3 separate regions of the Mus musculus genome follow, and all the other regions are linked to region 2. The links are chromatin loops, found by intact Hi-C in ENCODE. Cell type or tissue: left cerebral cortex. All regions are shown on one strand. Each heading gives the region's core, and the rest is flanking DNA. Links, peaks and the distances in the headings are about the cores only.

What was found. A loop is a pair of places that touch in the nucleus more often than their neighbours do. Peaks named below come from ENCODE experiments on the same cell type or tissue, not always from the same donor. Only the 100,000 strongest peaks of a DNase experiment are listed, where the experiment ranks them.
Region 1: it touches region 2 in a loop (11-fold over the local background); 2 of 42 quality-filtered maps call a loop at or near these places.
Region 3: a loop joins it to region 2, with 25 times the contacts of the local background. A loop is called at or near these places in 3 of 42 quality-filtered maps.

What each region holds. Positions count from the first base shown.
Region 1 is chr8:74,203,939-74,212,296 of GRCm38, reverse strand. No RefSeq gene overlaps it. Among named protein-coding and RNA genes, the nearest start is that of Isx, 670 kb to the left of the region's middle. In left cerebral cortex, for the core only: no CTCF peak of the experiment used is centred there; DNase peaks (open chromatin) are centred at 3,773 and 7,495; H3K27ac peaks cover 1,298 bases.
Region 2 is chr8:73,917,748-73,926,105 of GRCm38, reverse strand. No RefSeq gene overlaps it. Among named protein-coding and RNA genes, the nearest start is that of Large1, 570 kb to the right of the region's middle. In left cerebral cortex, for the core only: a CTCF peak has its summit at 2,711; DNase peaks (open chromatin) are centred at 2,724, 4,740 and 7,565; H3K27ac peaks cover 999 bases.
Region 3 is chr8:73,607,165-73,615,522 of GRCm38, reverse strand. No RefSeq gene overlaps it. Among named protein-coding and RNA genes, the nearest start is that of Large1, 260 kb to the right of the region's middle. In left cerebral cortex, for the core only: no CTCF peak of the experiment used is centred there; DNase peaks (open chromatin) are centred at 681, 1,217 and 3,730; H3K27ac peaks cover 2,131 bases.

The DNA.
Region 1 (8,358 bases), core at 110-8,109, 290 kb before region 2:
TCAAGTGTCATTTGACTTACTGAAAATTTCATGTTCAGTTCCTGTTCCTCAGAGTTGCCCCCTGATTCCACAGCTCCCTTGGGGCTCAGATCAGTTGGGTCAGTGATCACAGCAGGTGAGGGAGGTTTTGTTTTGTTTTTAACAGGTTCTGTGTATCTTTATTCATATCTGTTCCTGTCTCTTTCCTTACTTTTCAAGACTGCAGTACTGGGACTGTGGGGAAACTACCTGGAATCACACAGTCAAGGGTTGATCCTCAGGGATATAGCACAAGCAAGCTAAGGTCATGAAAAGACTCCTTTATCTACTGTGTACTCTGGAAACTCCTCTTTTCATTCTGGCTTCCCTACTTGCTTGCCTGTGTGGTCCAGGGTTTTTTTTTTTTTAAGATTTATTTATTTTTATTATATATAAGTACACTGTAGCTGTCTTCAAACACTCCAGAAGAGGGAGTCAGATCTCATTATGGATGGTTGTGAGCCACCATGTGGTTGCTGGGATTTGAACTTAGGACCTTCGGAAGAGCAGTCGGGTGCTCTTACCCACTGAGCCATCTCACCAGCCCCTGGTCCAGGGTTTTTACCATCCCATCTCATCACATCTGGAAAGCAAAGAAGGCTATGCTAAAAACTTGGTGGGTTTAGTCTGTAAGTTCCATTTTAGCCAGAACCTAGGCTGTGATGCTAACTTTCTATTAGCCTGAGATCAAATTATATAAGAAGGGTACAATGGATATTGTTTTCAATGTCTCTGTCTACACCCTGAGATTAACAATAGAATATCTACTTTCTTCTTTTCTTTTTCCTTTTTTCTTTTATTTAACAAGGAAACAAAGCATTTTATTTCACGACTTTCTGGAATGTTTGTTAACATAATTGTTCTATTGTTTTTTTCTCTTTTATTGGATATTTTCTTTATTTACATTTCAAATGTTATTCTTTTTCCCAGTTTCCCCTCCAGAAACCCCCTATCGCAGCCCCCTCCCCTTGCTTCTATGAATATCCACTTTCAAACTCCACAAATATGGTGGGTAATCTAGTGGCTAACACAGCCATCTAGAGCACAGACTCTTCAGATATACCATCTCAGTTCAAATTCCTAACTTGCTATTTACAATCTGTATGGCCGTGGGACAACTATATAAGTACTTTGTGCCTCAAAGAGGCATAAAATAGTAATATGCAACCCATTAGAACTAACTATAGACAGTCATTTATGCCCACAATTTGCTTAGACTATAACTTACCTCCAACAAATAAAATAAAATACTAGTTAATATAAGGTTCTCACCAGGCATTTAGTATATAAAATTTATTCTAATAAGCTCATTGTGTCCTAAAATTTTATTGTAAAGACTTATATGTGTGACACACCTACAGCAATCTTGTATGGTGTGTACACATGTATATATGTGTACATGCTTTTCTATGTGTGTGTGTGTGTTTGTGTAACTTCAGGAAACATATTTGTCTTAGATACACAAGATTTTAGATTCAAATGACCTTCGTGTGTTATCCACCATTTTGAATTTTAGTTTTCCCAGAGTTATACAAAAAATTGCTGTGATCCATCCTAGGGTATGGCTAGGAACATTATTAGATGAGGGAGTGAATAAGGCTCTGAAGTAGTCCTCCTGACACTGCACAGGAATGCAGTCATGTCCAACTGGATGTGAATGCTTGTGCCTTATCTCAAGTAATGTCCTTGTTGCTCTCTGAGCAGAGAAGTGATGGGCAGCTTCTTCCCATGGGTGGTTTTTGGAAAAGAACTATCAATTTACAAATGAATGCTTGTGAGTTTTTTTTTTTTTTGTTTTTTGTTTTTTTTTCTGGAGACAAGAGAAATGCATTCCTTAAAGAGTTAAGGACTGTGCTAGGGAAATGGCTCAGTGGGTAGACAAGTAGTCTACCCACTACGTGCCAGGCAAGGACCTGAGTTCAGATCCCCAGAGTCTATGTAAATTCAGATGCTGAAATGTACATTTGCAAGCCCACTCAGAAGTGCAGAAGTTACAGACAGGAGACTCCCCAGAAACTTACAGATCACCTAGCCTGGCATCAGCATCAGTGAATAATAGAACCTGGATCAACCAAGGTAGAAGTGAAGGACTGCCACCCAAGTAGTCCTATGATTAGCATGTGCAAGCATTCACAAATACAGAGATTAAAAAGAAATAGTTAAGTATTGAATATTGCATTTAATCATTCACTTCAAGAAAATGGGCAAGGGATCACATTCATGGTGCTTCACAGATGAGAGTGGCCTTGAAATGACATGGTCTCCCTGCAGCCACATATGCCACCTCTATTTCTTTTTGCTTTCCAAGCTGTCCTTCAGAGGTGGATTATGTCTCCCGTGACAGGTTCCTGAGATAGAATTTTCTTAGAAGTGAGAGCTGGGGAGGACTCTTTATTAGAGAGACGCAGCTGCTTATCTTTCTGGTCTCTGCTACCTCCTTATCTCCCTGGCCTTTCAAGTCCCCCAACTCAATCACATTTCTCTTATTTTTCTTTTTCCTTTTCTTTTTGTCCCTCTACTTGCTCATGTCTCTTGGATTTTCTTTACAAGATTAAAAGGAAATAAGTCTACTGTCTTCTATCTTTTTCAAGACAGTTTAACACTTCCTCTTCAAACTCTTATTCTCATTTGCAACTTCAGATAGCAGGCCTAGAAAGTTCTGGAATCTAACCACTGGCGAAGCAGCACAAGCTTTCTACTATATCTTTCTGTGATCCAACTTTTGCCTTTATTAAAAGCAGGGAAATCTCTCAAAGGCAGCCCTTGAGATGCTATTCCTATTTTAGTAGATGATCCCAGGCAACCTGTGCCTATCCAGGCAACACTAAGTGGATTCAGTGGGTTCAAAGTAAACAAAAGAACACATGAAGTTTGGGGAAAGAGTGGCAAGAATGGTTAGAGGAGGGGGAATGTGGGTTTGCTTTGTCAAAACATATTACATGCATATGTGAAATTCTCAAACAGTAAAAATTAACTTAATTGTTATATTTGTAAATAGGTGAATAAGTCAAGAAAATTACTTAAGGGACTTTGCATATCTCCTAAATGGAGTTGCATTCATTTATTTATTTATTTATTTATTTATTTATCACAATAATTTAACATGCAACTGCAGTTAGCCTGGAACTTTCTACATAGACTGGCTGGCCTCATATTCAAAGACATCTATCTGGCTGTGACTTCCAATTGTGGGATTCCAGGTATATGCCACCATGCCTGGCTTGCCTTTGTCTTTCTTTCCCTCCACTTTCGAATCTTTGTTACAAAGGATATAGATTGTGACCCTGAAATAGCTGAAGGCTTAATAACATGGAACTGAGTAACCAGCAAAATAGATGAATCTATTTCCTGTTGTTATCAAGGAATTCAATTCTAGGTTTTTGAGCATCTACTGTGAACCAGGTCATTTTATATAATCTTATACATGTGAAATGAGTTAAAATCTTCCCAGTAAGCCCAAGAAACAAGTATCTTTATCACTGGCCAGGGTCACAGACCTTGCTGTAAGCCACTAGGATGAAAAAAGCAGAATGCTAATCTTTTGTGACTCTGGAGAATGAAGGCTCTTTGCATGGCTCCAGAGTGTTTCTCTCTCTTTAGGGACGGAGATGTCTGGCCCCTCAGGAGAACCGCAAGTATTTAAAGCAGAGGGAGTTTAATATAGCAAATTGTTAACCGAGGGTGTGTAGGTTAAAAGGCAAGTAGTGTTTCAACAGTTAAAATGATCTGCAGACAGTACAAAAAGCTGCTCCTCTCTTAGAGTGTCATGCTGAAGGGGAGTGTGGGAGGCTTCTCCTCTGGAAGCTAGAACAGCATCAGAGATGGTTTCCAGAGCCGATTCTTCAAGAGGTGATTGTTCCCTTCGATGTTTCTGAAAGCTGGGGAGATTCCCCAGGTATTTTCCTCTGCAGTCCTCTGTTCAGTGTCTCACAGTAAGTTGAAGCCACCAAAAGTCCTAGGAACTGAGGAGGGCAGTTCCAGTGCTGACCAGTCCCATTGATGATCTAGTTTAAATTGAGAGTGGGGGTCTTTTGAAATGTAGGTTTTTATTAGCGGATGTAGGAAAGTCAGTGTGCATATCCTTTCTGCCTCCCTCTTCAATCCTCATCCTTTCTTACTGCCTCCTTAGCTACTATAAGATGAGTAGCCTCTACTTCATTTTCCTGCTATAGCCATGATGTTTCTTCCTCTCCTCAGTCCTGAAACTGATCATGAAAGGATGAAAATCTCTGATGACATAAGCTAAAAGAGAGATTTCTTCATTTAAGCTGCTTCTTCCGGTATTTGCTACAGTGACTAAAAGCCTGACAGACATGTCTGGCATCTATCCTTCTTACACAAAGGAATGAGTGTGTCCAATACCTCAGATATCTCCATAGCCACAAATTATCCAAAAACATGACATGAATAAAATCCAGACAGGGTCGGTTGTAAGCTGGACCTTTAATGTGCATCATGAGGCCTAGCTTGCTTATTCTTCCATTGACAAAGCTGATGAAGGAGCTGGTACCCCAGCTAAGTGGTAGTTGAGTAAGAAATTACTTACCTCAGACTATTCCAACATTAAACCAATTCAGAACCTTAGTGTAAATAAAAATGCCTTTTTGTGTTCAATAACCTCTTGTAAATCACATGGAAAGTGTTTTCACCTTATCACAGCTGCCTTACATTACCTAGGGATTCAATAAGCTGGAATTAAACATAACCTGCATTTAAGATAATAGTAACTTATGTGAAGCCATATCCTATTGTTTATACTAAAATCTGAAGTGTTTATAGAATGAAAATTCAATTTCCATTTACTATGGATGTAAAGACAGCCTTTCCTGTCTGTGAACTTTAAAAGGGCTTCTAGCATTATAAATTGTAGCCACCTACTGGGAACGCAAACTAGCAAAATCCTGTTGCTACCAGACACCCTTTAGATACCATAAAAGCACAGAGGACTGGGGATAGATTTGTTTCAACTCTTCTCAAATGGTGCTCTTTCCTTTGGTCATTAAAAGCTTGAAGAGTGTCACCACTGACTGGGAACATTACTTAGATTGCTGGGATTTAAAAGGGAAGGGGTCCTGGAACAAATGATTAGTTTCTGGAATATCTGTATTCTAGAAGCCAAGCTGGATCATTCATTCCTTGCTTTCTCTTTCCTATTACATTAGTGGCAGGCTACTGATGATGCAAGCCAGAAGCAACCAGAAAGTTCCTGTTGTGTACCTGTGACACTTACAATGTAAGCCCCCTGGAATCATTGCCCCGCAGCTTTACAATGTCACCGCAGCATGCATGGATGTGCCTTTCTGCTACATTTTTTTCCTTGAAGTATGACTCTAATGGCATTGTCAAAAATATGTACCTTAAATTAAACATGTGCAGAAGTGTACCTTCTCCAAAGCACCTCTCCATATGAGGTCTTCTAATAAATTCCTCACTTACTCTTTGAGGAAAACATGTCACCCTAGAAAACTCTGCCCTTCTGATTGCAGATAAGAAAAATTATTCTTCACTCTTGTGGGATAGCTGAGCTGTGACTTTTGTCTTTTCACAATTTTGTAAAATACTGTGCTTTCTTCCATGGAAGTCAATGAGCCTAGTCTTGATAAGAAGTGTAGAGATGTCTCGTCCATCCTTAACAAAATGAAGATTTCTCCCAATGAGCTTCATTCACCACTTCTTCTTGCTCCTAGTTTCATAGGAATCTCATATCTCTGGCTATAGAAAACAAGCCTTTGAGATGAGAAATGATCTGTCACTCAACTGTGTCCCCTGCCCTGGGAATTTGGACTAGAAAAAGAAGAGTTAAATCCAGGAATGAAATACATTCTTGCTCTGGGAACAGAGTCTACATGCTATCTCTAAAGGACTTGTCCTTCCTTCCTTCCTTCCTTCCTTCCTTCCTTCCTTCCTTCCTTCCTTCCTTCCTTCCTTCCTTCCTTCCTTCCTCTTTCCTTCCTTCCTGTCTGTCTGTCTATCTATCTATCTATCTATCTATCTATCTATCTATCTATCTATCTATCTATCATCTGTCTAGCATCTAACTATCTTTTAAAGCATGAGCCATTTCCTGAAGGATGGAGAACAGTGAGCCAATGTGCCTTTGTGAAAGAACTCATCATGTTGTGTCAGTCACATTCCTAAAGCCCCTGGAGTTAATGTCTTGCCAGGGATGAAATGTTTTTATAAACATTTATAAAGGAGAGGACAATCCTTTGTAGCCTAGGAGCCAGGATAAAGCAACACACTTGCACTAGATGTTCAACTCAGGTAAAACTCTGTATGCCTGGAGTCATATTCACTGTCAAGCCTCCTGTCTTGAGGGCTTGAGGATCATCCTTGTTGTTTTCATCTCCATGCACTACTTTTGAGTTGATGTCAGCCTGAGAATCACACATGCTAGAACTTGGGTTGAGTGTGGATAGGTGTCATCTGTCTTGAGGCTCTTGCAAGAATCATCTGGAATGGTGAGTGAGGCATTCATTGTTGGGCTTCACTATCAGGAGGTTTATTCTGGAAAGTCTTGTGGCACTTTCAACTCTCTCTATCTTCATTTTTCTCATGAATATTTCATTAGTATAGGTTGTTGCATTCCTTGGTTAAATGTATTTCTAAGTATTTTATTTTATCCTTGTAGCTTTTATAAGTGGTTTCCCTGACTTTTCAGAATCTCATTGTTATCACAAAGTCTGCTGTTTTGTGTATGTTGACTTTGTAGCCTATGACTTTACTGAAATCATTTATTAAACCTAAGAGGGATTTGTGGGATCTTTCTGCTTTTCGTATAGAGGATGAAATAGGAACAATTTACTTTCTTCATTTCCAGTTTGGATACTCTTATTTATTTCTAAGATCCCTTAAGGCTTTCAGAGAAGAATATACATCAGAAGTTACATGTGATATTTTCTGGTTCACATTTAGTAAACCCTGATTACATTCCCTCGAGTGCAAGTTAAGGCACATGTACTGGTGGCTGCATGCAGCCTGGAGAACACCAGCTTGCATGCTCTTATCTTGATCAGATCTTACCACGGTCACTTTCTCTTTTATTGAAACCTGGGTTTGAAAAAGGCGAACAGAACAGGGCTAAAGAGGAAGACAGAGGTAGAGTAAATGCTGAAATTTGGGTTTCCTGTCTCCCAAGACAATATGCACTTTCTCTGTTTCATGATGATTTACCAAAGGATATTCCTCTACTTCTGAGCAGTAGGATAAGCATTCTCTTCCCTGATTCCATGTCTGTCTCAGTTACTCTCTCAATACTATGACAAATATCCAGTAATAATCAAGGAAAAACAGATTTATGTGGTCACTTGTATAGTTCATCATGGCTGGGAAGTCCTTATGGTAGCAAGAGAATGAAGTATCTGCTCACACCACATCTCTACTCATGAAGCAGGGGCTCATCCTGATCTCTACTTTTTATTTAGCCTGGAACTTGAGCCCATGAGCTAGTATCACCCACACTGAGGGTGGATCTTTTCTTTGAAAGAAATAGTTTCAGAGGCATGTTTCCATGGTGATTCTAAATCCAGCCAGGCTGACAATGAGTATTAACTACCACAATGTCCCCATCTAAATTTAGGATAGCACATATTATCATTCACTTATCCATTAAACAATTTGAGCATTCCCTCAATGTTGAGCTTCTGGTGCTGAATATATATTAGGGGATGAAATATGTATGCATTTGTAAACTGATGGTGTTCACAGTTTAATAGATCACCGTGTCTCCAGCAGCAGCAGCAGCAGCAGGAGCAGCAGCAGCAGCAGCAGCAGCAGCAGCTTTCTCAGGAGGCATACTCATCATGTCTCAAACACTTTCCCAGTACTTTACATGCCTTTGTTTAAACACTATGCTCTTGTTTTATTGTGAGATAAAGGTCACTGAGATAGGTACTTAGCAGGAATGTGAGAAAGATACAGTAAAAGCACATACAACTTGTCTAAGCCCTCAATTGTGTAGGTCAGTTAGAAAAGCTAAAATGCTAAACTGTATGCCAGTGTGTGTAGTGGTACTTTCTAAACATTTATATAATGGGAAATTTTATTAGTGTATCCTGTTTAACCCTTACTGTCCTTCTCTGTGAAAAATCATCATTTACATTTTTATAAGTGGTAAAAACAAGTCTTAGGTTTGATGACTTGCATCATTGATGAGCTGATAGTGAAGGCCACTTAGTTCAATGTCTATCCTTTTATAAGACCTCAATTCCTCCTTAATTCATTATAAAATGTGTCAAAATTGTGATAGAATGGATGAATTATCTTGTGTTATTAAAACTGGGAGGGTAGAAGAGGTTTTCATTATAAAAACAGAGCTTAAAACTGCCAGCATCAAGCTGG
Region 2 (8,358 bases), core at 98-8,097:
GTGGGAGTTTTGGGAGCAAGGAAGTTAATGAGTACCTGAAGCTCATGTCACCTGCTGTTCTGTGAATGTCACAGTATTGTGTGTCTGGTCCAAGTGTTGGTGTCATCTGCTGTTATCTGGAAAACTGAAGCAACAGGTAAAAATCTCAGATTAGTCACAGCCTAGATAAGTTATTCCTTTTGTATTACAGCCCAGGCCAATATAATTTTTCTGGCCCCCTGACCAAGATCCATTCAAGGTTAGTTTTGAGCTCTGATTTTAAACAGTAAGATGTAAGAGGAAGCATTGGGGTTTTTTCAAAGGAAGAAAAAAAGACAGGCAAAAAGCAGCATAGGCTCTAGACCTGTTTCTCCTGAGTGTGGTATTGTATGTTTGTCTGAGTAGCCATTTGTTAGCAGTTCAGAGGTCAATCAAGAATGCTGAAATCAAAGCAAATGTGGACCAAATGACTAAAGACACAAAGCTGGGAGCTTCATACTTTCAGACTTGGCTTTTTGGTAGACTTGGCTTTTCCTGAGACAATCTTTCTATTGTTTTCACCCATTTAGTCAGCACATTATTTGGAACCATAAACATCCTATCTATGGTAAAAGAGAGAAGGACAGAGGAAGAAATGAAGAGAAACTGTAGGAGAAATAGAAGGGGAAGGTAGAAAAAGATGGGAATGAATGAGAAAAGATAATTAGACACCCTGAGGATCAGGCATGGAACAAACACTCCTCCACACTCAAAGACTAAGATCAAGCCAACAAGTGGATGGGGATCAAGAACAAAAGTGTCTTACAGGGAACATTACTGGTACTTGAGAAATGACTCAATAGTTAAGAACAAACACTGCTCTTGCAGAGGATTTGGGTTCAGTTCTCAGACCCAGGTCAAGTACCTCACAATTGTCTGTAATTCCAATTCCTATCGATCCAGTACTCTCTTCTGGTGTTCATGGTCAACTGTACTCATCTGCACATACTCCCACACAAACAAACTGAGATAGTTTTAGTTAATAATAAAAAATATTTTTATTGAAAAAAAAATTATGGCAAGAGTGAGTGGGGCCAGTGTGAGTGGGTCTGGAGCAAGAAGGAAAAGAAAAAAGAAAGAAAGGAAGAAAGAAAGAAAGAAAGAAAGAAAAAAAAAAAGAAAGAAAGAAAGAAAGAAAGAAAGAAAGAAAGAAAGAAAGAAAAAACATTTTTACACAATATATTTTGATCATGATTTTCCCTCTCCCAATTTCTCTTATACCCTTTGCCCTCTCTACTCATCCAACTTTTTTTTTTTTTTTTTTGGTTTTGGGTGTTTTTTGTTTTTGTTTTTTTGCCTCATTCTTTCTCTTTCATTAAAAAAAATCAATAAAATCAAAACAAAACTGGGCCTGATGACCTGAATTCAGTCTCTGGAACCCACGTGGTAAAAGAATGAGAGAACCAACTCCCATAAGTTATCCTAACCTCCACATTCACACGTTGGTACAGTTGTGACAACACAGAGAGTCAGACAGGGACAGGCACATATACATGTATGAACACACATACATACAAAATAGATAAATGCAAAATGTTGTTGTTTAAGAACCAGAGGGAAAGAGCAGGTGGGAAAACCTTGATTTCATGTTAGAACGAACATGTCCTCAGTTTCAGTGTCTTAGGAGACCCATAGGGGCTGTTGACCGTGAGTTCTAGAAAGCACAGCATAATCCACAGGTTCACCTGTGCTCTGGCCCCTCTTACCTCGGTTTCTGTTAAGGTTACCTTCCAACCGTTATCTTCTAAGTCTTCCACCACACCAATCTACCATTCTACATCTGTCTTCCTATGTGAGTCAGTAAACCATGCCACTAGATGGAAGAACTGGTAAGGCTGTAACAAGCTCAGAACCCTGATAAATCTCATAATTGAGAAAGGAAAGAGTTTGAACTAGCTCCTGACCAGATTCCTGTCCTGGAGTATGTAAGCATGACACCCCACTAAGAGCAAGTAATTGGTTAGATTCCTAGCTTCGGCACTTGCCCCCATCAGTAATCCTGGGTAGATGAGAACATTTATGCATACCAGTTTCATGTTAGAAAAGTAGTACTACAATACGGAGAAAGTAGTCAATAAATATTAGCTCTTCAAGCACCATTTCTGGAGCTGAAGGCCTTTCTTCAAGATGGTTTTGCCAATGATAGCAGCAGAGGAGGTAGAAAAGAGGTATGGGGGATGGAAAAAAATACACAACAGAAAAAAATTCAAGGTGGAATAAATGACTTTTGTTATTATCACTCTAAGATAAGTGGGCATAAACAACCACCTGTAGGGCTTTCGGCATACAGCCAGAAATAATTGAAGGAAGTGGGAGACACATAAGTTTCACTTTGTCTTCTGTAGCCCTGAGAAAGTGGCTTTGAAAGTTACTTAGTTCCATTTTAATGTTCTGACTGGGGAACTAATATTAAGCAGTTAGCCCTAAAAGATCTGATAGTAAATTACTGTAATCCCTGCCTCCATGCAGTGAGTAAACGAAATTTCTTTAAGAGTCAGTTTTCAAGAAGGAAAACAACAACAAAACAGAAAAAAAAAAAAAAAAAAAAAAAAAACAGTTAACAAACTTGACATTTCAGAAGTAAAGGATCCAGTGACAAAAGTGTGGCTGAGGCTGAATACGTTTAAAAAAAAAAAGTGCCATGACAACACAAAGATGAATCACTGCAGGAGGCAGCCGCCTCCTGTAGGGCCGACAGAGCTAAAGGCAGAGATGTCCTTGTTCCCAGCCTAGAGATGGCTCCAGGCAGTGGTGGAGCCAAGCAGGAAGTTCTGCTGGGAAGTACTAGACAGTGCCTCATGCTGAGATTCTAGGCACCAAGAAGAGAGCTGCTAGGATCACAAAGGGATGCAGCCCTTTCCAGAAACACAACCAAAATAAATAAATAAAATAAAATAAAATAAAATAAAATAAAATAAAATAAAATAAAATTTAAAAAGGCAGAAACAAGGGAAGAAACCTAGGCCTCTCTCCTCTCACAATGTCTCCTTACCAGTAAAGCCAAAAAAGAACCCAAGTGGCAGAAAAGTTTAGAGAATATAATTTACTCAGCTTTCTTATTTAGATCCCACAGGGAGGAAAATGCAGATAGAGAAAATAAAATAAGCTTCAAGTAAAAAGATGTTGATAATGAGAACAAAGAAGAGGACCATGAGGACCACTGAGACAGCAATGGCAATGACGGCTGTGATGAAAATAAAGGCAATGTGACTGATGAGACTACTCAGCAGGTAAAGATGCTACTTCCCAACACGAATAACCTGAGTTCAGTTCTTGGAACCCACATGATGGAAGGAGAGAACTAAATCCTGAAAGTTACCTTCCTATCTTGATATCTGTACCATGGTTCACACATTGCACTCACATGTACACACACACACACACACACACACACCTGCACACACACACATACCTGCACACACACAGAAGATAAATATAATTTAAAAACTCCAGTACCAACTGGCACTTATAACCAACCATTATTATAAAGCACTTTGCAATTGGAGTTGGGGAAAACAGAGGAAAGGCAAGATAGAGTGATATACACAACACTAGGGTTTAAAACTTTATCCAAGAGACACACATCTTGTTTTTTGTAGTGTCCAAATCCTTCTTCCATGCACCCCCAACACACATACACAGGAAGATTTTCTATTTATTCTGTGACTATCAAGGGGCTTGCCACTGTGCTGAGGAATTTTCCTATTCTCTCTCATTTGATTTCCATACTTGTCACATATTGGGAATGAAAAGCAGGCCAGCAGTTTTAAATAAACAACAGCCAGTAAATTGCTTCCATGCAGGGGAAAGAAGCCCTGGTTCTATCTGCCTGCAGTCTAGGTGCCTTCAGATGAAGGTATGAAACCAGTTTCTAAAATGCTTATTCACAGTCTTTGCAGAGAGCTGTATCCATCTTGAAGACTCTGCACCCCATCACTGCTTTTGAACTAAGGATGTACTGAACAACTTGGGAGCCAATAGTTGGGGGTGGGGGGCAAGCTATTCTGTCCCAAGTAGGGTATGGTTTAAGATAGAATTTTTAAGTTGACAATGAAAGTAATTTCTCTGCATCAATGGAAGTTAAACATTGAATATTCAAACACTGGAGAGTAAAGAAATATTTAAAAGAAACAGAAATAAAAAACAATTAAAGGTATTACCATAACTCACCCTGAGCAAAAGAGAGGTATAGTTCAAGAAGCAGAAATCTAGCTAAACTGAAGAGAGGAACATGTAAATTCCCATATAAGGAACATAGCCAGGAAGCCTCCCTTCAGTATAGATGCCTCTACTGAAAGAGTATAGCATCTATCTGAACAGTAAAAGTCAAGTTTGTGAGGGTATCAGCAGGTTCCATGTCTGTTCTAAGAGACTGTTTTCATGATAGAAGATAAAGGAATCTGGCACTTGGTGTTTTTTTATGGACATGTGGTATTCCATAGTTTCTACTTTTTCCTATGTTAATCTTAAGGGTCTCTTTCTCCCAGCCACAATCATGATGAAAACATCTTTCCATTTGGTTATTTTCTCTCTTCCTTCCTCTTACCCACACCTCTCCTTTCTCACTTTATCTTACGCAGATCTCAAAGACCACAAGATTCTTCCACTACTGTCAGAATTGCATTTTTCTGGAAAATAAAAGTAAAAATCTCTGCTTGTGGCTTCCCAGAGAAGTCCAAAACCAAAAGGAGGCTTTGTGTGGGTGGGTGTGCTCATCCACCGACTCATGCCCAGGACTCTGTACATGTGTTAGAGTGTGAATGGAGGGAAGAGGATTAACAGGAAATGAGAACAAGCATAGCTATGTTTAAACCTTCTCCCCTGTCTAATCTCTTATTGACTGAGAATCAGCATGAGGAGGAGAAGGTGTCTGGGGGGAATGAACACTAATCCCTTTTTCTGTCTTTGGTGGCTTCCCTCACCATCCCCTCCTCTGCAGGATACTTCAAGTAGGGCCTACCAGTGAGAGAACATCCAGGGTAATAAATTCAGAAGTTAAAACCCCACCTTAAGAGATGTATTAGCCTTGTTCCCACCAATACATCCTTAAAGAAAGCACAAGGAGAGTGACTCCAGAGCACTCTAGACTGCTTAAGATGGATATGGGAAATACAGACAAGGTATGGGCTTCATCTACAGGAGAAACAAGAGGGAAAAATGAAGTGAAATTAGAGTAGATTAAAGAAAAAGAACTTTTCTCTTCAAACTTAGTTCTCTGCCTACAAACTGGGTTAGGCAACTTGCTTGCTTAAAGTACACAACACCATTTGTGGAATGATGTAATGAATCACATAGTTCAAGGTAAATGTCCTGCTGACAAGAAAGAAGTCTGGCCCTTGTCTTTCTGGTCCACATTGCCAAAACCCAACTGAAAACAACAGTCTGGCAATATTTGTCAAGTGACTCCATTTTTATGCATTCTATGTGAATTTTCAACTAAGCTCCAGAATCCAAGGTCATGGACAGTATTAGTCCCAGTTAGTGTTCAGCTACTCAGTGCCAGCTGAGATGGCTCCCTCAGTAGTGCTTGCTTTGTAAGCATGAGGTCTCATCATTAGTTCCTCATCAAAGATGCAAAAGCTAGACATGGTGGCACACATCTATAACTTTGAAGATGGAGAAAATCAGTGACAAGCAGAGCTCCAGCTTGCTAGCCAACCTATTGAACCAATCAATGAGCTCCAGGTTCAGTGATCTTTACATGCATATGCATGTATACTTGCACACACACCCACACACACACACACACACACTTGAAAAAGAAGAACACATTGTAGAGCAAGTAAGACTTAACAACTATTAGGTGAAACTAGACAAAGGGCAAAGGATCGGGTTCCTTCATTTAAAGGAAAGAGCTAGACAAAGTTCCATATATCAGAGCAACATATTAGAGAAAGTGTAGTGGCTCAGAATGACAGGATCAGGCACACGTGTCAAGCCACCAAGTTCAAATATTATGTGCAGATGGGTGTGTGTATGTAAGGATGTAGTCCTAGAGGAGTTAAAAGGTAAACAGTCAGATTCTAATTGATTTTTTTGAAATTATAATCATTGAGTATATGATGAAATTTTCAGACATGTAATCAGGAAAGGAATGATCTAATTGCATTTATATTTGAAATGTTTTATTCCTTCTATGAGGAATACATGAAAGGAAGTTAAGCTAGTTAGAGGCTGAGACAATGATCCAGATGAGTGATGAAAGTGACCCGATTGTGGGAAGACTTGGGAGTTGGAGATCAGAGGAAGTTGTGAATGAGAGGATGTGATGGAAAAAAGAGATTTGAGGAAGCTGCTTGGCAGCAACTAAATGACAATTGGATACAGGAGAATAGTCAGGAAAGACTTTCTTTCTGGCGTTTATTATCCAGCATGGCAGATGATAGCACCAGGTGCTAGACGAGAAGAAGGAACATAGAGGGAGACAAATAAAGAGGAGTTGAGTCATTCAAGAGAAGTGCTGACTACAGACCAAGACCTGGGAGGCATTAGCCACTGGGGGCATAAAGACCACAGCACCAGATGAGATTCTACAGGATGATATGGAACCTGCAACCATGCTATTCTACCCTCCTCCTCCCAGGTCAAGTCCTTTGACTCAGCCTTCTATCAGAGCACGCATAAGGCTGAGACCTACAAATGCAGTAATTTGGTAAGAGGGGGATTCCTTATTATTCGGTTTGTGTATGAAGAAATCCCTCTGTGCTTGCTGTCCACTGTGGTTCCTAGAGTTGGCTATCATTATACTATGTGTCTTGTCGCTTTTACCTTGCAGCTTCCTTTAACATTTAGAAAAAAATTATTTTGAAAACACAAGCAAGTTATAATTCTGTTTAAGGAATAGAGGTAAAGGAAGTTTTGTCAGTCTTGATTCCAGCTCTTAGAAGGGAAGCTGCAGCCTTTAGAGTTTGATAATAGTGTCACAGGAAGTGCTATAGTTGGATAAGTGTCCCCTAAAAATCGATGTTTTATTAGTACTATGGTGCCTTTGAACGGTTCTAGAAACTTTAGGAGACAGGAATTTGTGGGAGGTTTTAGGTCACTGAAGATGTGTCCCTGAAGGGCATTGTTAGACCCTAGTCTACCCCACCTCTCTCTTTTCAAGGCCGATTCAAAGGCCAGAGGGAACAGGTAACTGGAATAAAGTAGAAATTCTGATGTTTTCTTTGGCATGCTAAAAATCTATGCCTGTAAATTTAATTTTTCAAAGTCTGTTTTTAATGATGGCTCTTTAATGCTTTAACCTCCCTTTTAACCCACCACCCACCAGAGGTAGTGGGAAAGAAAATATACAAGGGAAGTGGACCTGTTTAGAAAGGTTTTTTGGAACAACTCGAATCTGTGTTATCTAGAAATTGGCAGTTCAGTTCACAGGTTAGCGGTGGCAGCTCAATCCATTCACAAACACTTCATGGAAATATCAGGTCAGCAACAGCAGTAACACGACCTAGGGAGACAGCCAAGCCTCAGCCTCCAGTCAGAAGGAGGAACCAGACAGAACGCCAAGAGAAGTTCTTGGCTGTGCCTCTCTCAGCGATGTGAAGATCTGTCTTAGCTGATATCACTGGGCCAATCAGCCTGAGTCTACGGCAGAACACCAGAAGTTTTTGGCTCCCTTCTCTCTATGGAGTTCTGACAAAAAGGAGCTCAACTACACAATGTAAACGGGACCAATACATGCAGGTTTTTAGTAAAGAATCCTTTATCATGTGTCCTTTCACATGCTTGCTTCAGCAGAAAGTCCTTTCTCCAGTGTTCACTTCAGCTAAATATTCCTTCATGTGTTTGTCCCAGCAAAACATCATCCAACCAACTTTTCAAAGAATTCTTAAGCTTCCACTTTACTTGCCAAACTTCCTGCTGGGCTTCTTCTGCTTGCCAGTGAGGCTAAGATGCAGCCCATAAGCTCTTTAAATACTTTTTCAATTGACTTTTCCCCTTACTCTGTAAGAAACAGAGCAGGAGAAAGCCACAGCTGCATCTCCTTCTGTGTAGTGTTCAGAGATTGGGTGAGTAACTATAGAAAGATTACCTTGGGACCTCCAGTCAGTTCCTTCTTCCTGCCAGTTTTCAATTCCTCTTCCACTTCCCACAGGAAAATGAGAATAGGTTTCTGTCAGCTCCTAGGTAGATCATCTGGGAGGATGACAAGATAGCTAGGAAAGATACATATCCAACGGAGTCCCACTTGTGTGGTGATATTTATCATGCCAGAAGTAAAAGAGATCATTGGAATCATCAAATAAAGGGTTTGTAAATACAAACACTGTCACATCCATGTCAGGCTCCTTTGTCATTGTGAAAGAACACTACCCTATATCAGCCAGCATGTGATTCTTC
Region 3 (8,358 bases), core at 110-8,109, 310 kb after region 2:
CTCTTTATCCTAAAGGCTTGCCACTTTGAACATTTAAAAATGTTGTGATCAGCATGCACATATCTGAAGGTCACAACCCAGTAAAGAAGTAGTTTTTAAAGCCCAATGGATGAGACAATTGGGAACCAATAAAAACTTCCACAAAGAAAATACAAGATTAGAAGCCATCATCTACCCTCTTGAAACTCAGAAACCTGACAACTGAATATTTCTTCATGTGTTGGCACAAACTAATTTGATAGAGAACACAGCTGAACTTATAAGGCATTTCTTCACAATCTTTAACCCTCTTCATGTGGATGTTCATAGACAGTACTCATCCATGTTTGCGATGATGGTGTTATCCCATGGTGTACTGATAGACCTACAGAATATGCTGTACATGGCATCTCTTAAATCCAAAAGATTCTTGTGCTTTCATAAAACCCAGATTTTAGATGAAGGAATACAGACCTCTTCCATGAACCTGTTGAAGCTTTAGGAGGAAACTGTTCTGCAAACAGTTCTAATATTAAATTGGAGAAATTAAGGAAGAAGTGAGTGAAGAAATTGTGGGCAAACCAGGAGTGAAAAATATTGAGCTCTGTAACAAGCTGGAGACACCGGCAGAGGAGGAGTTGGGGGATATTTCCCAGCTATATTCATGCAAGTCAGTTTCAGATTGAAAGTGGGAGGCAAGAGAGGAAGGAATCCAGGATGTGCCTCATGCTGCTAGCTTGGAAAAGCGGACAGATGGTGAGCCATCTCCCATTAAAGAGAATCAAGAACAATCAGAATTAAGGAAATCATTTCAACATGCTTATTTGACCATGTGCATGTGAGGTTCCTGTGAAAACATGGAGAAGAAGTTGGAAATATGGGATGGTGAGCTTAGAAGGAAATCTAGTGAAGGGGTTACAAATTTGGAAGGTGTAATATAGTGTGTAATGTTCTACCAATAGATATGTCAAAGTCCTAGCTCTCAGTCTGAGTATAACCACATTAGAAGAGAGACTTTGAAGATAAAATTACACTGAAGTCTTGACATGAGGCATGTTGACTATGAAGCAAGTGACTGTCGATTTTACAAAAAAAAAAAGGAAGGACACAGAAAACAGCCAGATGAAGAGATAGATTGAGGATACATCAATGCATTTATAAGCCAGGAATTCTGAAGACTGTCAGAGACAGAGTCTGTGAGAGAGGCATTAGTCAGACTTTCCTTCAGAGTCTCCAGCTTGGAAACTCGCCCATGATCAACTTGATTTTTGGATTTCTAAAAACCAGAAAGATGAAATAGTCTATCATTGATCTTATAAGCCATGCAGTGGGTGGAAGTTTGTTATGGCAATACAGGAGACTATGAGAATGCTTCAGCCATGAAGGGCATTCTCAGCAAAACATTGCTAATAAGGAGAGGAGGATTTAAGTGACACCAACATTGAGTAGAAAGGAAAGGACAGGGTGAGGATGGTCAGAGATAAACACAGAGAATTGAGAGCTCAGAAAATCATGAGCTACCAGCAGGAATCAAATGGTATCAAATTTTGCAGAGGTGGCATATAGAATATAGTCTGTAGAGAGAAAATCCTGTTCATACCAAGGTCACTGGTGACTTTCAATGGAAGCAATTTCAGGGATCTAAGGAGTCAGTAATGTATGAAAAAGTCAGCAGAATATTCTTTCCGAGATGTGTGATTAACTTGCTTCCTAGGAGCATCCTGAAGGCTACCTTAGGAATGGTGGTAACAGGAAAGTGGCCATGTTTGTGGTTTGCATGGGATTTGAATTTATTTCAAAGATTTATAGGCTGGCAAGCTTGAGGATCTCTACTGGCTATTTGTGTTAGGACAAAGTTGTCCTAGTTCTGGGCAAAGTTGTCAACATAGAAGAAATAAAGACAGTCAAATATCGAACAGCAGTTGGAGTTGAGAGCACGTAGTATTTCTTTGTACAGAGCTGTTGCTGTTAAGCAGCTGGTGGTCAAGTTTTTGATCCTCCCTTGCAGCTAGGTAAAGACATGATCTTTTCATACCAATGGAAGAAGGATAGAAAAGAGTAGAAGTAAGGCAGGGAATCCTCTATGCCCTGGGGTATGGCAAGTGTGCATGCCTTTTCCAGTTTTTCTCTCCTCAACATAAACTGGAATCAGAGGAGTCACAATTCTTAGTGATGACAGGCCACAGAAACTGAAGGAGCCAGAGTTCCTGAATCACATAAAGTCTTTCATTAATAGAAAAAAAGCCACAATAGATTGCTAAATGAGTGTGAAACAAAGATGGTCAGCCGGATGGTGGTTGCGCATGCCTTTAATCCCAGCACTTGGGAGGCAGAGGCAGGTGGATTTCTGAGGTCGAGGCCAGCCTGGTCTACAGAGTGAGCTCCAGGACAGCCAGGCCTATACAGAGAAACCCTGTCTCAAAAAACCAAACAAATAAAAACAAAAACAAAAACAAAACAAAGATGGTTTTAGTGAAATACGAAGGTCTATTTGTTTTAAAAGCTAGTGTTACTTTAAGATAGCCTGAATATTTTACAGAGTCCAGATTTCAAATGGCTGGGTTACTGTCATCTGTTATAGAGCTCAAATGCTACTGGCTTGAGTCACAAGTAACCAGCTGACTAGGTGCACCTAGCATCTGTCCCATTCTCACTAAGGACTTTTCATTCTTTCAGAATAATTATTTGAATGCCAAGTACTCCTGAGCAGGACTCAGAGGGACAGCATGCATGTGATGGATCTCTGCCTTTAACTTGCTTATATTCTAAGGTTGGCAGACAGACAGGAAGCAGATAAACAAATCGTTCTAGACTTCAATTCCAGGTAAGTAGATGTGTGTGTTACACTATTGAGCACTAAATATAACAGAATAATGGATAAAAAGTGATAGGCAGAGTGTGCTGCAAAGAGAAGATCTTGGGCTGGTGAGATGGCTCAGTGGGTTAGAGCACCCGACTGCTCTTCCGAAGGTCCAGAGTTCAAATCCCAGCAACCACATGGTGGCTCACAACCATCCGTAACGAGATCTGACTCCCTCTTCTGGTGTATCTAAAGACAGCTACAGTGTACTTACATATAATAAATAAATAAATCTTTAAAAAAAAAAAAAAAAAAGAGAAGATCTTTGTCCAGGAAAACTACAATGGAGATTTTTGTGAAGTTGCTAGACAGGCAAAGAAAAAGATGGAATGATGTTAACTAGAAAGCTTGAAAGAGGCCCCGAGGAAATGTGTGTCTGGTGTTTGGGGCAAACATTGTGACCACAGCAGGAGGAGTGACCATTCTAAGAGCAGAGTGAGAGAGGCAATATTGAGCTATATCCTGGAGGATCATGGGAAGGAGTTTGAGCACTGCCCTAAGTAGGATGCCCCTGACCTGACCTAGCTTCCCATGTGAGAAGTGTCCAAAGCACCTGCACCTTCCTTGGAGTCCTGCCACCTGTTGGCCTGGGACCTTGCACCTGTCTTTTCATCGCCCTTTAACTCACTCTGAGCTTCCTCTGGACACTTTCCAGACTGGATGGTATATTTGTCAAGAATAAGCCAGGCAAAGAAAATCTCTTTGCTGGTGGAGAAGTGAGGCCTCTGCAGAGAAAATAAAACTTGTGGGCTTACCAGGGGAGAAGCAGCCCCATGAGGCTATGAGCACGAAGTCTATATTTGAGCTGAAATTACGCAGGCTGGCAGGTGGGAACCCAAACACAACTGCTTTTCCTTATGTGATGGCAAGTGAGTAATTTTGCCTCCTGAGTTTGAGGAAGTTCCTCCTGCTATGAATTGGTGTGATCGCTCATACTAGAACGCTGTAGCGGTACATGGGAGGGCTCGGGGCCTCCACAGATGGGAACACTTTTAACAGTCACGATAACTCACATTTGCAAACTACACTTCGTTCGCTCCATCTGTGTCGCCCCAGCCTAACATCAATCTAGGGGACCAGCCAATTCTATTTTAAACATCAGGAAATTCTGGCCCAGAGAGATGAAATGAGGAGCCTAAGGCTACCGAGACAGTGGCTACATTATTCTTTTGAAGGACAGTCTGAAAATGTCATTATTAATTCCCCTGTTTAAAATTGTTCATTTAAAACTGAAATACTTTCTTGTGTCCTATAAGGTCTTATACCAGACATTGGACAAATAGCCCAACTTTATAAAAACGTTTTATTGGAGATCCACTTGTCTGTATAGCATGAATGGCTGCTTGTGCAAGACAAGGAGAGGATTGAGTAGTTGAGAGAGGCCTGTATAGGCCCCGAAGTTGATAATATTTAACACCTGGCCTTTTCCAGAACAGGTTTATTAACATCAGCTGAGGTACCCTAACCTTTTCTCCTACTCTTTCTCCTACTCATTCTTTGTTCTTTTTCAGGTATTTTGGTTCCTCCCCAACACATACACACACACACACACACACACACACACACACACACACACACACACACACACACACACACACACACACTACATTTGTTCACATCTCAGAACAAATGCTGACACTCAGGGAGACATCCTGTGACCTCCTAGCTAACATAGCCCAAGTCCTAGCACAAATTCACTTCTTTATAATTTTTGTATTTGTGCCAATATTACTTTCTCAGTGGTCTTATGTATTTATGTACTTATTGTTGATGTATACGACCACACTATTATCTCCATGGGAACAGGTATCTGGACTTCATTGCTCAGTTTATACTGCAAGCAAAATGGTTCTTGACACCTACTGGCCTCTTCATAGTCAACTGCTAAATGAATATGCAAATCAAAGAATTAATGAGACTCCAACCCATTCTGATTAAGGTGAGATCTTTCAACCTAGCTATTATTGACCTCTGGAAGTGGAAATTTTGTTGTTGTGGGGATGTCCTGTTTATTATAGATTTTTAAAGCACCTTTCTTGGCCTGCTAGATGTCAATTGCTTATCAGCTGCACCATCTGGATTATGAAAACCAAAAATGTTTTCACACTTTGCAAAATGTCCCCTTTGTGGGAAGATGTGCCCCAGTTGAGAAACACTGGACTGTATGTTTTATCTTGGTAGAACAGGCTTGAGAGATGACTTACTGAGTATTATGCTTGCTGTGCAAACAAGAAAACCTCAGTTCAGATCCTCAGCAGTAATGGAAAAAGCTAGGTGCAAATCTACACATCTGTAACTGCAGCACTGGGAGCTTGGAGTTACACAGATCAATGGGCTTGGGGCCAGCCAGTCTAGAGGAGATGGTAAGGTCCAAGTTGAGAAACACACACACCCTGTTTCAGAACATAAGATAGGAGAAATAGAAGACATGCAATAGCAATCTCTGATCTCTACATGCATATCTGAGCATCCTTATTCTCTCTCTCTCTCTCTCTCTCTCTCTCTCTCTCTCTCACACACACACACACACACACATACACACACACACACTGTCATTGGGCCTTAAAACTTAATAGCAAGCTTTTACCCAAGAACATAGTAATTTCAAATTTCTTTTTTTTATTGTTTGATAATTTTTTGTTAGATATTTTCTATATTTACATTTCAAATGTTATCCCCTTTCCTAGTTTCTTCTCCAAAAACCCCTATCCCCTCATCCCTCCCCCTGCTCCCCAACCCACCCACTCCCATTCCTGGGCCTGGCATTCCCCTATACTGGGGCATAGAGCCTTCACAGGAAAAAGGGCCTCTCCTGCCATTGATAACCAACTAGGCCATCCTCTGCTACATATAGCTAGAGCCACAAGTTCCATCATGTGTTTTCTTCGATTGGTGGTTTAGTTCCAAGGAGCTCTGGGGGTACTGGTTAGTTCATATTGATGTTCTTCCTATGGTACTTCAGACCCCTTCAGCTCCCTGGCTCCCTCATTGGGACCTCGTGCTCCGTCCAATGAATGACTGTGAGCATCAACTTCTGTATGTGCCAGGCACTGGCAGAGCCTAAAAGGAGATAGCTATATCAGGCTTCTTTCAGCAGGCTCTTGTTGGCATCTGCCTAGTGACTGGGTTTGGTGTTTTTTTTTTATGGGATGGATCCCCAAGTGGGGCAGTCTCTGGATGGTTGTTCCTTCAGTCTCTGCTCCGAATTTTGTCTCTGTAACTCCTTCCATGGGTATTTTGTTCCCCATTCTTAAAAGGAACAAAGTACTCACACTTTGGTCTTCCTTCTTCTTGAGTTTCATGTGTTTTGCAAATTGTATCTTGGGTATTCTAAGTTTCTGGACTAATATCCACTTATCAGTGAATGCATATCATGTGTGTTCTTTTGTGATGGGGCTACCTCACTCAGGATGATATCCTCCAGATCCATCCATTTGTCTGAGAATTTCATACGTTCTTTGTTTTTAATAGCTGAGTAGTATTCCATTGTGTAAATGTACCACATTTTCTGTATCCATTCTTCTGTTGAGGGACATCTGGGTTCTTTCCAGCTTCTGGCTATTATAAAAAAAAGGCTTTTATGAACATAGTGCAGCATGTGTCCTTATTACAAGTTGGAACATCTGGGTATATGCCCGGGAAAGGTATTGCTGGATCTTCCAGTAGTCCTATGTCCAATTTTCTGAGGAACTGCCAAACTGATTTCCAGAATGGTTGTACTAGCTTGCAATCTCACCAGCAATAGAGGACTACTTTCTCCACATCCTTGCCAGCATCTGCTGTCACCTGAGTTTTTGATCTTAGTCATTCTGATTGGTGTGAGGTTGAATCTCAGAGTTGTTTTGATTTGAATTTTCCTGATGATTAAGGATGTAGAACATTTTTTCAGGTACTTCTCAGCCATTTGGTATTCCTCAGTTGAGAATTCTTTGTTTAGCTCTGTACCCCATTTTTAATAGAGTTTTTTGATTTCCTGGAGTCTAGCTTCTTGAGTTCTTCGTATATATTTGATATTAGTCCCCTATCAGATTTAGGATTGGTAAAGATCCCTTTCCAGTCTGTTGGTGGCCTTTTTGTCTTATTGACAGTGGCCTTTGCCTTACAGAAGCTTTGAATTTTGTGAGGTCCCATTTGTCGATTCTTAACCTTACAGCACAAGCCATTGCTGTTCTGTTCAGAAATTTTTCCCCTGTGTCCATATCTTCAAGGCTTTTCCCCCACTTTCTCTTCTATAAGTTTCAGTGTCTCTAGTTTTATGTGGAGTTCCTTGATCCACTTTGACTTGAGCTTTGTACAAGGGGATAAGAATGGATCAGTTCGCATTCTTCTACATGATAACTGCCAGTTGTGCCAGTACCATTTGTTGAAAATGCTGTCTTTTTTCCACTGGATGGTTTTAGTTCCCTTGTCAAAGATCAAGTGACCATAGGTGTGTGGGTTGTTTGGACCTAAGAGAGACCTCTGCTTTAAGGCCAGTTCCTTGGTAAGATGATGTAATTGCTCCTTTAAGGAAACATCCATATGGTTCTGGAAATACAAAGCCCCAAGTTAAAAACCACCTAGTCATTTTCTTTTTTATTGGTTATTTTATTTATTTACATTTTAAATGTTGTTCCACCTTCCTGGTTTCCCCTCTGCAACCAATTGCCCTATGACATATCCTCTACCACCCACCTAATCATTTTCATTAACAACTGATTAACAAGGAGAAGGCTGAAAGCATAAAGCAACATGTTTTTGCTACTTTCTGCACTAACAACATACAAGGGCTAGGGGCACTGTAAACAAAGAGGCTTAGGGATCTCTAAGGCATTTGGCCATTTGCATGGATCAGAAATATTAATGTGAGTTATTTGGTCAAGCTCTTTTCCATGGCAAAAAGAAAAATGGATAGAGCAAAGATGGAGCAAATGCATCAACTGGCAAGGGCTGCATAATCTCTAGGGTGAGCATATGAAGGCAGGATGTGGAAGTCACTTAGTGATCTTGTTTTTTACAAGGAAAATGCTGAGTGCAGGAAGCCTGCTGTTGCTGCTGCCTGGCTCCTGTGCTGCTCTGATGGAGAAGCTGGGCAATGGATTCTGCTTGCTTCCTGGGGATGTATTCTATTTTCATAGCGCTCTCTCCTTGGTGGGGTATAACTTAATGTGCCACCCAGCAGATGCAGCCACATTTCAGAAAAGGGTGGTTTTCATCAACAGATGACCCATAATGTCCCATGTCATCATCCTGATGCTCTCATTTTTCCTCAGATGGCAGCCAAAATGGTCTTTCATTAGCACATATAGTCTTTGTACTGAAAAAAAAAATCCCCAATCAAGTTTTAAGAGTATGTTTTGTGTGTGTGTGTGTAGCAATTGATGCATGCCTGCTATAGCATACCTCACCTGTTATTCACTTAATGAAGAGTTCTGTAGCACCTATTAGGTGTAGCCCCTGAAATAATAGCTGAGATATAATCTCCAAAGCTGTGTAACCCACCTACATTTGAATAATCAAGGCTAGTTGCTAATATCTTA